2 separate regions of the Mus musculus genome follow, and region 2 is linked to region 1. The links are chromatin contacts, found by POLR2A ChIA-PET in ENCODE. All regions are on one chromosome and are shown on one strand. Each heading gives the region's core, a stretch centred on a gene start or an enhancer-like site at or near the end of the contact. The rest is flanking DNA. Distances are from core to core; before and after follow the strand shown.

Evidence for each region. ChIA-PET counts read pairs that join two places held with the same protein, here RNA polymerase II (POLR2A).
Region 2: POLR2A ChIA-PET joins it to region 1 with 14 read pairs in Patski. The contact joins the promoter of Gss here to the promoter of Trp53inp2 in region 1. POLR2A ChIA-PET finds 5 or more read pairs at or near these places in 2 of 5 experiments (Patski and embryonic stem cell).

The regions. Positions count from the first base shown.
Region 1 is chr2:155,378,750-155,384,695 of GRCm38, reverse strand. It overlaps Trp53inp2 (transformation related protein 53 inducible nuclear protein 2), which reads right to left and starts at 2,840. Exons shown (of 4, transcript NM_178111.3): 1 at 2,679-2,840.
Region 2 is chr2:155,589,763-155,595,708 of GRCm38, reverse strand. Gss (glutathione synthetase) reads left to right here and starts at 2,899. Exons shown (of 13, transcript NM_008180.2): 1 at 2,899-3,015. Gssos2 (a long non-coding RNA gene) reads right to left here. Exons shown (of 5, transcript XR_001783522.2): 4 at 3,541-3,686; 5 at 1,183-3,257.

The DNA of each region.
Region 1 (5,946 bases), core at 1,591-4,090:
TCAAAGACATGAAGACCTCCTGTCTATTATCCTAGCACTTAGAAGGTAGAGGCAGGGGGATCAGAGTCCAAGTCCTGCTTAGGCTACATAGTGAGTTAAAGGCCAGTCTGAACTACATGGGGCCCTACCTAAAAAAAAAAAAAAAAAAAAAAAAAATAGTTCCTGGCTACATAAGATCCTGTCAAAGGGACTGAAAAGGAGTGGGAGGAAGAGAAAAAATTTTTTCTGATAGAGAGATAAATAAAACAAAGCCCAGAGAGCTGGAGAGATGGTTCAGTAGTCAAGAGCACCGACTGTTCTTCCAGAGGTCCTGAGTTCAATTCCCAGCAACCACATGGTGGCTCACAACCAGCTGTGATGGGATCGGATGCTCTCTTCTGGTGTGGCTGAAGACAACAACAGTGTACTCACATACATTTAATTAATTAATTTTTTTAAAAGGCCCAGCGAAATAAGATAACTACCTAAAGTCTCACAGCTAGTGAAAGACACAGGTAGTATTTGAACCTAATAGCATCCGTAATCACTACAGTTCTACAATCTTTTTTTTTTTTTTTTTTTTTTTGGGTTTTTCGAGACAGGGTTTCTCTGTGTAGCCCTGGCTGTCCTGGAACTCACTTTGTAGACCAGGCTGGCCTCGAATTCAGAAATCCGCCTGCCTCTGCCTCCCGAGTGCTGGGATTAAAGGCGAGTGCCACCACGCCCGGCTCAGTTCTACAATCTTACCATGAGATTGGGCAACCCTCAGATGAGGAGGACCTGTGCCTACAGGTCTGCCCCACTACTCTAACTCCCCTTTCCCCTAGACTCTTGTTCAAACTCAGCATCACTAGCCAAGAGAAAGAATCCTGTCCAGTGAGACCACATGTCAGTGATAGACAGTGGAAGAAGGAAGCTGTCAGATCCAGGGATCCCTTGAGGATAAACACAAGCTTTGGACCAAGATCCAAGCCTTCAAACCCAAGCCTCCTTCCCTGGACCAAGACAACAAGTCTCCTGTTTTAGGGATGGTGATATCAAATTGGGAACATGAATCTACCCAATAAAGCTATAGCTTAGTGGTGGTGTGGCAATGCAGAATACATACAATCAGAAAAACCTCAACAGGTAATATCCAAAAATATAATACACAGGAAACAGGGAAATCAGACACAGGCCCTGGTCTCTGGTCCCTGTAGATCTCTGGTCCCTGGCATCAAACTTTTGCATGCATTTCCCAGGGTTCACACTGTGCACCAGTCCCTGCAATGAGCCTTTTCAACTGTTGACATGTCAAGTGAGAAGCTCCCTGGTGGAGATCATACAGAAGTGAGTGACAGCCAGGAGAGATGGTAGCAACCAGCCAGCTATGACTGCCCCCCTCCTTTGACCACTAGGAGAGCCTCCTGGGTTTTCTTTCCTAGCCTGCTGGCTTCCTGGTTCTCAGATTCCTGGCTCTGCTCCAGGAAGAACCATTCCCTTAATACTACAGAGGCTGTGCCTAGAATAGCACTGGAGGCCTAAGCCAACCCTAGCCCAGGCCATTCTTGAGCGACCCTCAACCTGGGAAGGACTCCAGATCTACTTACTTGGAAAGTAAGAGACATCCTTCTGTCACTCTGGAAGCAGCCTCAGGAAACAGCATAAGCTCTGCATCACTAATGCCAGGGAAGGGTCTGGTTCTCCCAGCTGACAGCTCTGATGGGAGGCCCACAGAGGGAACTCCCAACTCCCTCTCAACAACATCTGCCCTGGAGACACCTGGAGGCAGGCAACTAGTGACTCACCTTTCTGTGGTCAAAACAGCTGGGAGACGGCCATTTATTGGGTTTTGAAGTAGAAAGAAGGCAGAGGAGGTCAGGGCCTTGTAAGAGACCCAATTTTCAGAGACCTCCTGGGAAAATGTCCAGGATCATGAAGACTGAAGCATCCCATCAAATTGTGGTTGGTGCTGAACCCAAGATAGGGTCCTCAGTAGATGTATGTAAGCATGTAGCTTATACTTCAGCTAAGGAATCTACCACTTAGTGAGTGTGATTCTAATTGGCTGAGATCTCCAGTAAACTACGTCTCTCTGAGTCTCAGTTTCCTCTTCCGTGAAGTGGGGCTTAAGACCCTCAATATTTGTAGGCTGAAAATGACATCAACTCAGGCTCTGCACACATGTCAGGGATTAGAAGGATGTTATTATGTTAGGGGGCGGAGCCTGAAGACAGAGGGGATCCGCTACCATCTGGTAGTGTCTCCAGGACCTGGAGTCTGAAGCTCCATCTACTTACCGCCCTCTCAACTTAAATCGAGCTTTGCTGTCCTACCCTCTCTCAGGTCACAAGGAAAAAACAAATGAGAGGCCTGACCCCAGTCCCTAGATTAGCCCAGGAAACCGCCGAGTCCCTTCGGATCCCGCTTGTCTTTCAGCGTCTCTTCAACCCTCGGCCGGCTGGGCACGACATAGCGCCCACCGGGTCACCAGAGGACAAGCACCCATGCAAGCCTGGAAGGCGGGGCTGGCCTTGGTGACGTCTCAATGTCATATGCAAATAAAGCAACGTCATGGCCTACCGGCTTGGAGCAACCAATAGGGAGCCAAGAACGCAGCTCCGGCTGCCGCCGGCGGAGACAGACAAAGAACGGGAGAGGGGGGCGCAGGGCGTGTCCTGGGGGTGCCCGGAGCCCCCAGCCCGGAGGTCGGGACTCACCTGGGGCCGCTGCAGCAACCGCTGCGCTGAGGTAGTTGTGCGGCCGGGCGTCCCCGGGTCGCCGGTGCTCACAACTGGAGCCGCATACCGGGGACGGGCCGAGAGACGGCGGGGCTCCCGAACGGACGCCCGGAGCTGCTGCGGCCGCTGCGCCCGGGCTCAGGGCACAAATCCGAACGCTTCAACAGCTGATTGTGACGTCACAAAGGGGCCCGCCCGCTCGCGTCAGCGGCCGTCGGGACGGCAGCCAATCACAGGCGCCGAATGCTCTTTCCCCGCCCCTCCGCGGTTTGCCAGCGGGTGGCTGTAGCCCGGGAGCTGCTCTCGGAGCCTCTGTCTGAGTGGAGGTGACGGCCCGAATTCCCTGCCCCCAGTTACCCACAGACCTCACACTGAAAGCGACCCCCCAATTCTTCCTCAAGAATCCCACCTCGCTGCTTTTTCCGCACACATCCCTGCTCCCTCACTTGCCCCAGAGCTCCGCACATCCCTTCTCCTGCATCTTAGGTGCAGGACACCCACCCCACCCACCCCCGCCGCGCTCCATCTGTAAGTCCCTTTTACCCTCCTTGTCCTTTTACCCCACTTCTCTACACTGCCCTACTTGCCTGCTCTCCCTCCTCTATGTTTTTTGTTTTCCCCGCTCCTTTTTACGGTGGGCTTGAGCGGACCTTGCCCCTTCCGCGGTTACAAAGGAGCACCTGCGAGTGTTAGAGAATTGATGGGGCTGACAGGAAATCTGGCCAGCGTAGGACTTGGAAAGAAATTGCTCTAAGCTGAATAAACATTGACCTGGAGACAGCTCGGCTTAGAACGTTTACATACCTTATTTAGTCCACGTTGCTACCGGAACAGGTCAGGGGGGAAAGAGTGACAGACAGGGCAGGGATTGTTAGTCCTGATTTACATGTGGAGAAACTGAGATTACATGTACCTGCCTTTCATCTCACCACTTGGTAGATAGAAATGGGTTCAAGAGTTTGAAAGGCAGCTTGAGCTACAGGAGACTCCGAGGGAGGGGAGGGAAAGAAGAAGGGGCACCTACGGTTGCTTCTTCCAGACTGCCAGCTGACACTGAACACTTACCATATGCCAAGCACTGTGCTGCCTTTTAATCTTTACAATAAACCCAAAAGGTAGGTAGCATCCTCCTTTTACAGTTAAAGAAACAGACCAGGAGAATCTAAGCAACTTTCCGAGGTAATTAAGGAATAGTCCTTGGCAGAGCCAGGAGTTTAACTCACAGGTACTAGCCTTGACTCTGATCACACCCTACACCAGAGGGACTGAACTCCAGGGTTCTAAAGGGAAACCTGGCTTCCAGTCCTGTGTCTCAACCTGTGTGATTTCAAGTTAAATCCTTACTATTCTGGGCCTTAGTTTATCTGTCACGCTGCCATGGATATTCACATTTAGAACTGACAGGGTTTTCCAGACCCGTCATCCTCCAAGACTCTGCCAGGTTTGTGCTCCAGGCCCCAGCTCTTGCAATGGCCTGTGAAATACTTAGGGGATTTCCATGGCTAGAGCGTCTGGGTCTCTGGAACAGAGTTGGGAGATGAGGTTCGGAGGGTTGCCCATCTGGCCAGCAGGAGCTAGTTCAGAGCTTCATGCTCTGGTGGTTTCAAGAACCCTGCCCCAGCCTGGTCAGAAAGCCATTAGGAAGGACTGAACCCTGCCCGGCAGAGGAGACAGCCAGAAAATAATACCCAGAGGCTTGAGGGGAGGTGATTAGCACAGTGCTCCTTACACTAGGGTTTCCAGGGTGCCCTCATTTGTGCAAACCTGAGCCTCTGCCTAGCACAGCCACTTCCCACTAATCCCAGACCCTCCCTTGACCTCCTTGCTGACAAACTAATCCCTAACGTGTCCCTCCTGTTACACCCCTTGTTTGCTCTAAAACTGTATATTCTCACAAAGCCCCACAGTCCCAACAACTATTGATGGCTCTTCACAACCCAGGCCGGCTTCTTGCCAGCAGCTTCTCCTTTCCTCTCAGTGTACCCTGTGCTAGCAAACGTCCTTTGTCTTTTCAAAACTCGCTCGTCCCCATGAGTTTGTTTAAGCTCTCTCTGTCCAGATTGCCTTCTCTGAGCCTTTCTAACATTCTTTCCTGTCTTCAAAATTAGACTAGTATTTCCCAGGAGAGGCCACTCTTGTCCTACCCGTGTGACAGTAATGACTTTAATGGACAGTCTCATTTGTTTTTTCAATAAATGGAAGTAGTTGAGTATGTTACTTGCACTTGTACTTCTACCTGCCCAGTGTCTGGGAACAGCCTGGGCTACATTGTGAGCCAGAGCACACATGCTCTGTGAATGTGTGTGTGTGTGAGAGAGAGAGAGAGACAGAGACAGAGACAGAGACAGAGAGACAGACAGAGAGACAGACAGACAGACAGACAGACAGACAGAGAGACAGAGAGACAGTTTCACCATGTCTGGCTGGCTTGGAACTTGCTATGTAGATCAGGCTAGCCTGGTTTCACAGCTAACCACCTGCCTCTGCCTCCCAAGCATTGGGATTAAAGACATGTGCTACCATATTCAGAGAGACCCAATTAAAAATAAAACATCTGACTGGATGGGCTGGAGAGAGGGCTCGAGCAGTTAAGAGCACTGGCTATTCTTCCAGGGACCGACTGGGAGTTCAATTTCTAGTACCCACATGGTGGCTCATGACTGTCTAAAATGGGGTCCAATACCCTCTACTGGTATGCAGACAAACATGCAGACAAATCACCCAGACACGTTCAGTAACTTTTTAAAGATTGGCTGGAGAACTGGCTCAGCAGTTAAGAGTGCTGAGTAGTCTTCCAGGAGACCCACGCTTGACTCCCAGCATCCACATGGCAGCCTATAACCATTTAACTCCCAGGGAAGCTGATGACTATTTTCCTGATCTCTCCGGACACCAGGCACGCATGTGGTGCACACTCATGCATGTATGCAAGCAAAACATCTATACACTTTAAAATAACTAAAAAATACTTTTATACACCTCATTCAAAATATTTTTTAAAAATCTGGAGCTGGGCAGTGGTGGTTTCTTAACAAGTGAATGATTGACATCCCAAAGATAGGGTCTTTGTCCACATATTTTCCCAATCAGGATATATGTCATATTTGACATATAGGGGATTTTGATCAAAGGCTTAGTCACTGTAGCCTAAAGCCCACCGAGAGAGTCTGGCATAGGAGTCTCCCCATGGGCCAAAGTTCTGGTTCCCAAAATCTAGAGACTAGGGCTCTTGGCATACCCTCTGGTA
Region 2 (5,946 bases), core at 1,650-4,149, 210 kb before region 1:
CACCTTTCCTCCTCCCAGACTACTTCAAGTATCTACCAAATACTGAAGATCAGCCTTCCAGGCACCATTCCAGGCTCTGGGGCAGCAGCTCTCAACCTTCCTATCGCTGCAGACCTTTAGTTCCTCATGCTGAGGTGACCCTCAAATATAAAATTATTCCATTGCTACTTCGTCACTGTAATGTTGCTACTGTTATGGATCATAATGTAAATAGCTGATATGCAGGATATCTGATATTCGACCTCTGTTGGGGTCACAACCCACAGGCTGAGAACCACCGGTCTAGGGTGTGCTAGCCCAGAGCATGCTGTAAAGCCCCTACATTTTGGTTAAACGGTGATTTAAAGTCCTGAAACTAGGATTTCCAGAATGACAGTAACCTGCTTCCCAAAACTCCTGCCCTGCCACCTGGCCTGCTGACCCTCAGTGACAGCCCAGGAGTAGCTCATCCTTCTCCTGACACTCCTATCAGCCTCCCCAGCTGCTCTTATCTTGAGCCAAAGAAGGGGGTGCTATTCACTACCTTTGCTTTCTTCTCCCCTTTCTAGTCTGTAAGTGAGCAGTGGGCCCCTCTGGACTCTTGACCTAGAGGTGTTGATATTTTCTCAGGTTAAACCTGTTTTGTTGTAGAAGTTGCTTCTCCATCTTTTCCTGTCCCATGGACCTGTCAGGGGGAGTGAACAAGGTAGGTGCTGGGAATTCACATTCAGGAGATGAAATGACAAAGAGAAGTAATTCCATGCACTGATGACTGGTATGAAAAAAAAAAACCTTCATGTGACAGACAGGGGTGGTGGTGGTGAACATCTGAGTGACAATGACAGACAGGGGTGGTCATGTGATGGTGACGTCTGAGTGACAGACAAGGAGACAGTTGTGCTAAAATTTAGCAGTAAATCATCCAAGGAGAGGAGCGGGAAGGGGCTACGATTTCCCGGGATGGCAAGTCCTTCATTCCCTCTTATTATCAACCAGGTCACTTTGGACAAGTTAGATCACCTCTCAGGCTCAGCTGCCATATCTACAAAACAGAAATGAAGCCACTTCACCTCCCACAATGTGAGGAGACCCAGCCAAAGGGCCATTAACATCTGGGTCCTCCCCAAATGTCACCCATAATCACCAGATAGACCATTGCTGATCCATCTTAGAAGAAAGGAAGCTGTATAGAGAGTCCTGGGCCTTGGTGCTTTTGTTTTTATTATAATTTCATTTTTGTTTGTTTTGGTTTTGAGATAAGATCTAACTAACTCTGGCTGGCCTGGAACTGGTTATGTAAACCAGGCTGGTCTAGAACTCACTGAGATCCTCCTGCCTCTGCCTTCCAAAGGCTGGAATTAAAGGTACAAGCCAGCACTTACTCCCTGCGTACTGTAATTCATTTAGTACCAGAAATAGCTACCTTTACCTCTGGTTAATACAGTGACTTTTGTCTGTCAGTCGGGGCAGCTGCTTCCTACCTGGTCATTATAGAAGCAATAAGAAAAAGGTATCAGACCACAAACATTATTCTGGCAACAGCCAGATCACCTCCCTGCCAACTCTGTCCCATTCATACGAGACATCTGGAGGGCTGTCCTTCCTAGACTGGAGAGAGGCACCTGCTTTATCTAAAGAGTTGGAAGGATTTTGGTCCCTGGGTTAGGCCACTGATTTACAGTCAGTAGAAATTCTCCTTCATAAATCTCTCTTCAATTTGACATTCCCCCTCCCCTTTTTTCCCTTCACAGCGATGGCTTGGAGCCTCACCAACTTACAGCTAACTCTGGATCATGTCTGTCTGTACCTAATATATAGAATGGCGTCTTGTCTCTGCTAAATCTCCAGCCTCAAGGTTTCTTCCTGAGGCCAGCTCTTAACAGCCTGCCCCACACTCTAGAGCCCACCTTTTATTTACACCAAACCAATTAGGAGTTTGCTATCTTAGGCATAATTCCCTAGGGTTTGATCAGATACATTCATTTCAGGAAAATTTTTATCAGAAAGGAACATCTTTTTTTAAAATCAGGTATATATAGTGGCTATTCCTGATTGTCAACTTGACTATATCTGGAATGAACTACAATCCAGAATTGGAAGGTTCACCTGTGATCCTAATCTGGAGACTGGGAGATACAAGTTTCTGACCTGGATCTTGGCATGGAGATCTTGAGGCCTAGTGACTATGAATTCCAGAAGATTAAGACAGGGAGACCTCTGAGTTTAAGGTCATCTGGGACAAAGCAAGTCCCAGATCCAGGCACACACTTTTAATCTGAGCCACACCTTCTGATGGAGACCTACATAAGGACATTGGAAGAAGGAAGATTAGCTCTTCTTTGCCCTGCTTGCCTTGTGGGACTGAGCTAGATCCTTGGACTGACATTCACAGCTGCTGTTGACCATTGTTGGGGAGTTGGACTACAGACTGTAAGTCATCTACAAATTCCCTCACTATATAGAGACTACCCATAAGTTCTGTGACTAGAGAACCCTGACTAATACAAGATAACTCAGATTTTGAATCAACCTCTCACAGTCTAGGGAAAACAAAGTTAAATTACTGTAGGTTGCCAGAGGATGAGGGGTCTGTATAGAGGGAAGAGGATAATGAACTTGCATATTTACAAACAGCCCCATGGGGGCTGAAGACAGGGGTGGCTAAGAGAACTTTTGCTCTGGGTTCCCAGAGGATGCGACGCTCTCTTCTGCCTTTGAGTGTCCCCATCTCACAGCGTGCCACTAGCTCTAACTCTCTGGGAACTAAGCTAACAGGTAGCATCCCGCCGTTGTAGCCACAACCAAGGCTCTCCCTAGAGTACCGACGTATTCCTTAAAGCCCAGGTCACTGCTCATGTAATGCCCCTTCCCGGCCGCCGTCCAGTTCCATAAACACAGGGCTCCTTCCCCACCCCTCCTCTTTAGCCTTGCGGGGCGGTCTGCGCAGGCGCACTGGGTCGTACCGAAGCCCCGCCCCCCGAGCCCGGGTAACGGCGTGCGGAGTTTGAGCTTGGCGAGCAGCTGGACAACGAGCGAGTAAGTCGGGGCTTCGCGACGGCGGCTGGCGAGGGTCAAGTTTCCTTGGGAGGAGAGCGGTGAGGGAGGGGTCTGAGAGCGATTAGAACGCGGCGAGCGGGCAGATGACGCGGTGGCTGGGAACGCGGCGAGCACCGGGAAACTTGTGTCCAGTGAGGGGCTTGTGCTGGGCGTGCTGAACCTAGATTTCCAGATCGCCGGTTCCCAGCTCGGACACTGTTAGCGAGGCTAGAGCCAGAGTTCTAGGGAAAATAAACAAGCCACCATCAAAAACTGGGAGAGATCAGGAACAAACTTTGTCTAGGGATGGGGAGCGGACGGGGCCCATCACGGGGACAAGACAGGACAAGCGACTGTGTTGTAGCCCGAGGCCCTGAGCCCGCACTCGCCTCGCCCAGGGGATTAAAGTCCAACGGGATTTCTGTGTGGGCGTTTTAAAGTTTTTCGTGATTCATTCACCACTTACTTATTTAACCTTCAATGAAGTATCAAGGCAAATGCTATTTTTATGATAGAGGTACGAACCTGGACAGAGAAATCCGGCGATGGCTTCCAAAACAGAATCAAGAGTTGGGGGTACAGAGGCTGGGGATGTAGCTCAGTGGGAGAACCTTTAAGCCACGAGGAAAGCAGGAAAGCGAGGAAAGCAGGAAAGCGTCATCATCCAAGATCTGAAAGTAAGAGAGAGAGGCTGGTGTGTTTTAGTCACTTAAGATGCCTTTACTACTCTGAAAGTGCCCAGGAAGAGGAGTGGGTTGGCAGTAGAGGCAGACATGAGGGAATTCAAAGCGCTGCATTTAGTCAGCAGAATCCACAGGACTGGAAGAAATGGGCTGTAAGAGAAAAGTGCACGTGAGGCTGGGATGTCAGGGTGAGACTCATTAGAGGAGGACCGCCCCAGGGAGCAGGAGGAGTGTTCTAGATTGAAAACCAGGAAAGAACTTGCTGTGTAAATACAAACTTGAGTGTCACCAGCCAAACAAGTCACAGAACAGTTAAATCTGTAGAAAGGAAAACAAGGGGCCCAGTTAGCATTGTCTAGTTATTACTAGTATAGTGTTTTTGTTCATGAATATGCATGGACACCCAAACACTGGTGTGTGTGTGTGTGTGTGTGTATGTATGTGTGTGTGTGAGATGCAGATGTGCTGTCAGTGTTTGTATGTGAGGGTGCCCTGAGCATCAGGTGTCTTCCCTGATCAGTGCACTTCCTCTCTGCACCTCTGGGATTATAGCCTGCTCACTATCTGCCCAGGATTTATGTGCATAATTGGGGGTCTGAGCTCTTTACCTGCTAGCCCCCTCCTTCGCCCTCTACCTTATTTTTTTTGTTTTTAAAGACAGGGCCTTACTGAACCTGGAGCTCACTCGCATTCACTAACCAGCAAGCTGCAAATGTCCAGCTGTCATGATCTCCCCAGCACTGCAAGTTCAAAGCTAGCCTAGCCTGAGCGCCAGGCCAGCCAGGGCTGTATCTCCAACAGCATTTGAGCTAACAAGTTTCATTACTTCTTTTCCTGGTCAGGATCTTGCTCTGTCACCCAGGCTGGCCTCCAACTCAGCAATCCTCCACTCTCAGCCTCCCAAGCACTGGTCTCACAGGCAGGCATGACCACACCCAGCTGAATAGTTGACTAATTAAGCTCTCTGCTTTGAAGGCTATGGGGCATGATGTTGGCTTCAATCCCACTACTGTGTTCCATCTTTTATGGGTGCCGAGGATAGACTTCTCATGTTTGTGTGGCTAGCACCTTACCCACAGAGCCATTGCTTCAGCTGATACAGAGACTTGCTGTGTAGCCCAGGCTAGCCTCAAACTCATGGTTCTCCTGCCTCCACCTCCTGAGTACTGGGATTACAGCCCTGCACCACTATGCCCATCTGTAGTGATTATTTTTAATGTGTTCTCTTTCTCTGGGTTGCCAGTTCCCAGCCGTTTAACAGTCTTGTCAGCCAAGCAGAAGCCCATGGACAGACATCTGTGGAGAGATGGGACTAGTGGAGGTCCAGTTGCTCTAATGTTGGAGCCATGGGTTATTTTGGCCCTGTTCCTGGGTTTCCATACAACCTCTAACAGGCCTCCCACTGCTTGTGGAGTGGGAACAAACAGAACAAGTTCCTAGCCTAGCACTCAGCTATGGGTTCATGGGTTAGGCTTGGTCCCCAGTGTAGTGATTTTGGGTAGTGGTGGGACCCTTAAGAGGTGAGGCCTGTGGGATGTCCCTAGATCACTGAGGAAGCTGCCCTTGGAAGCTATTGAGGTCGCTCTTTTGAGGCCTAGTTACTTCTTGGAGGAGTGAGTTGTTATGAGTGAGCCTGAGTCACACACACTGTTTGGTTCCTTCCTGCTCATGTGCCCACCATTAAAGACCCTCAGCCAGGGAGTCCTCAACAAAGCCAGCTCCAAGCCCCTCCACCTTCAAAGCAGAGAGCTTAATTAGTCAACTATTCAGCTGGGTGTGGTCATGCCTGCCTGTGAGACCAGTGCTTGGGAGGCTGAGAGTGGAGGATTGCTGAGTTGGAGGCCAGCCTGAGTGACAAAGCAAGATCCTGACCAGGAAAAGAAGTAATAAAACTTGTTAGCTCAACTGCTGTTGGAGACAGTACCTTGCTGTACAGCCCTGGCTGGCCTGGCACTCAAAATGGAGCTCAGGCTAGCTTTGAACTTGCAGAAATGTTCCTACTTCTGCTGGGATCATAGACAACATACCATCATGCCCAAATAAGAAACCTCCTTATATAGTTACCCAGATTCAGGTCTTTCACCATGGGAACAGGAAACTGACTGCAAAAAGCTCTGAACATGCTGAGAAACCCAGCTGATTTTTCTCATTTAGTCCACTGTCCTTACTTACAGGGGAAGTGAAGGGTACAGACTCAAACCAGGTCTGTCTGAATCCAGTGTCGTGTTCTTTCCTATGACTGCTGTCT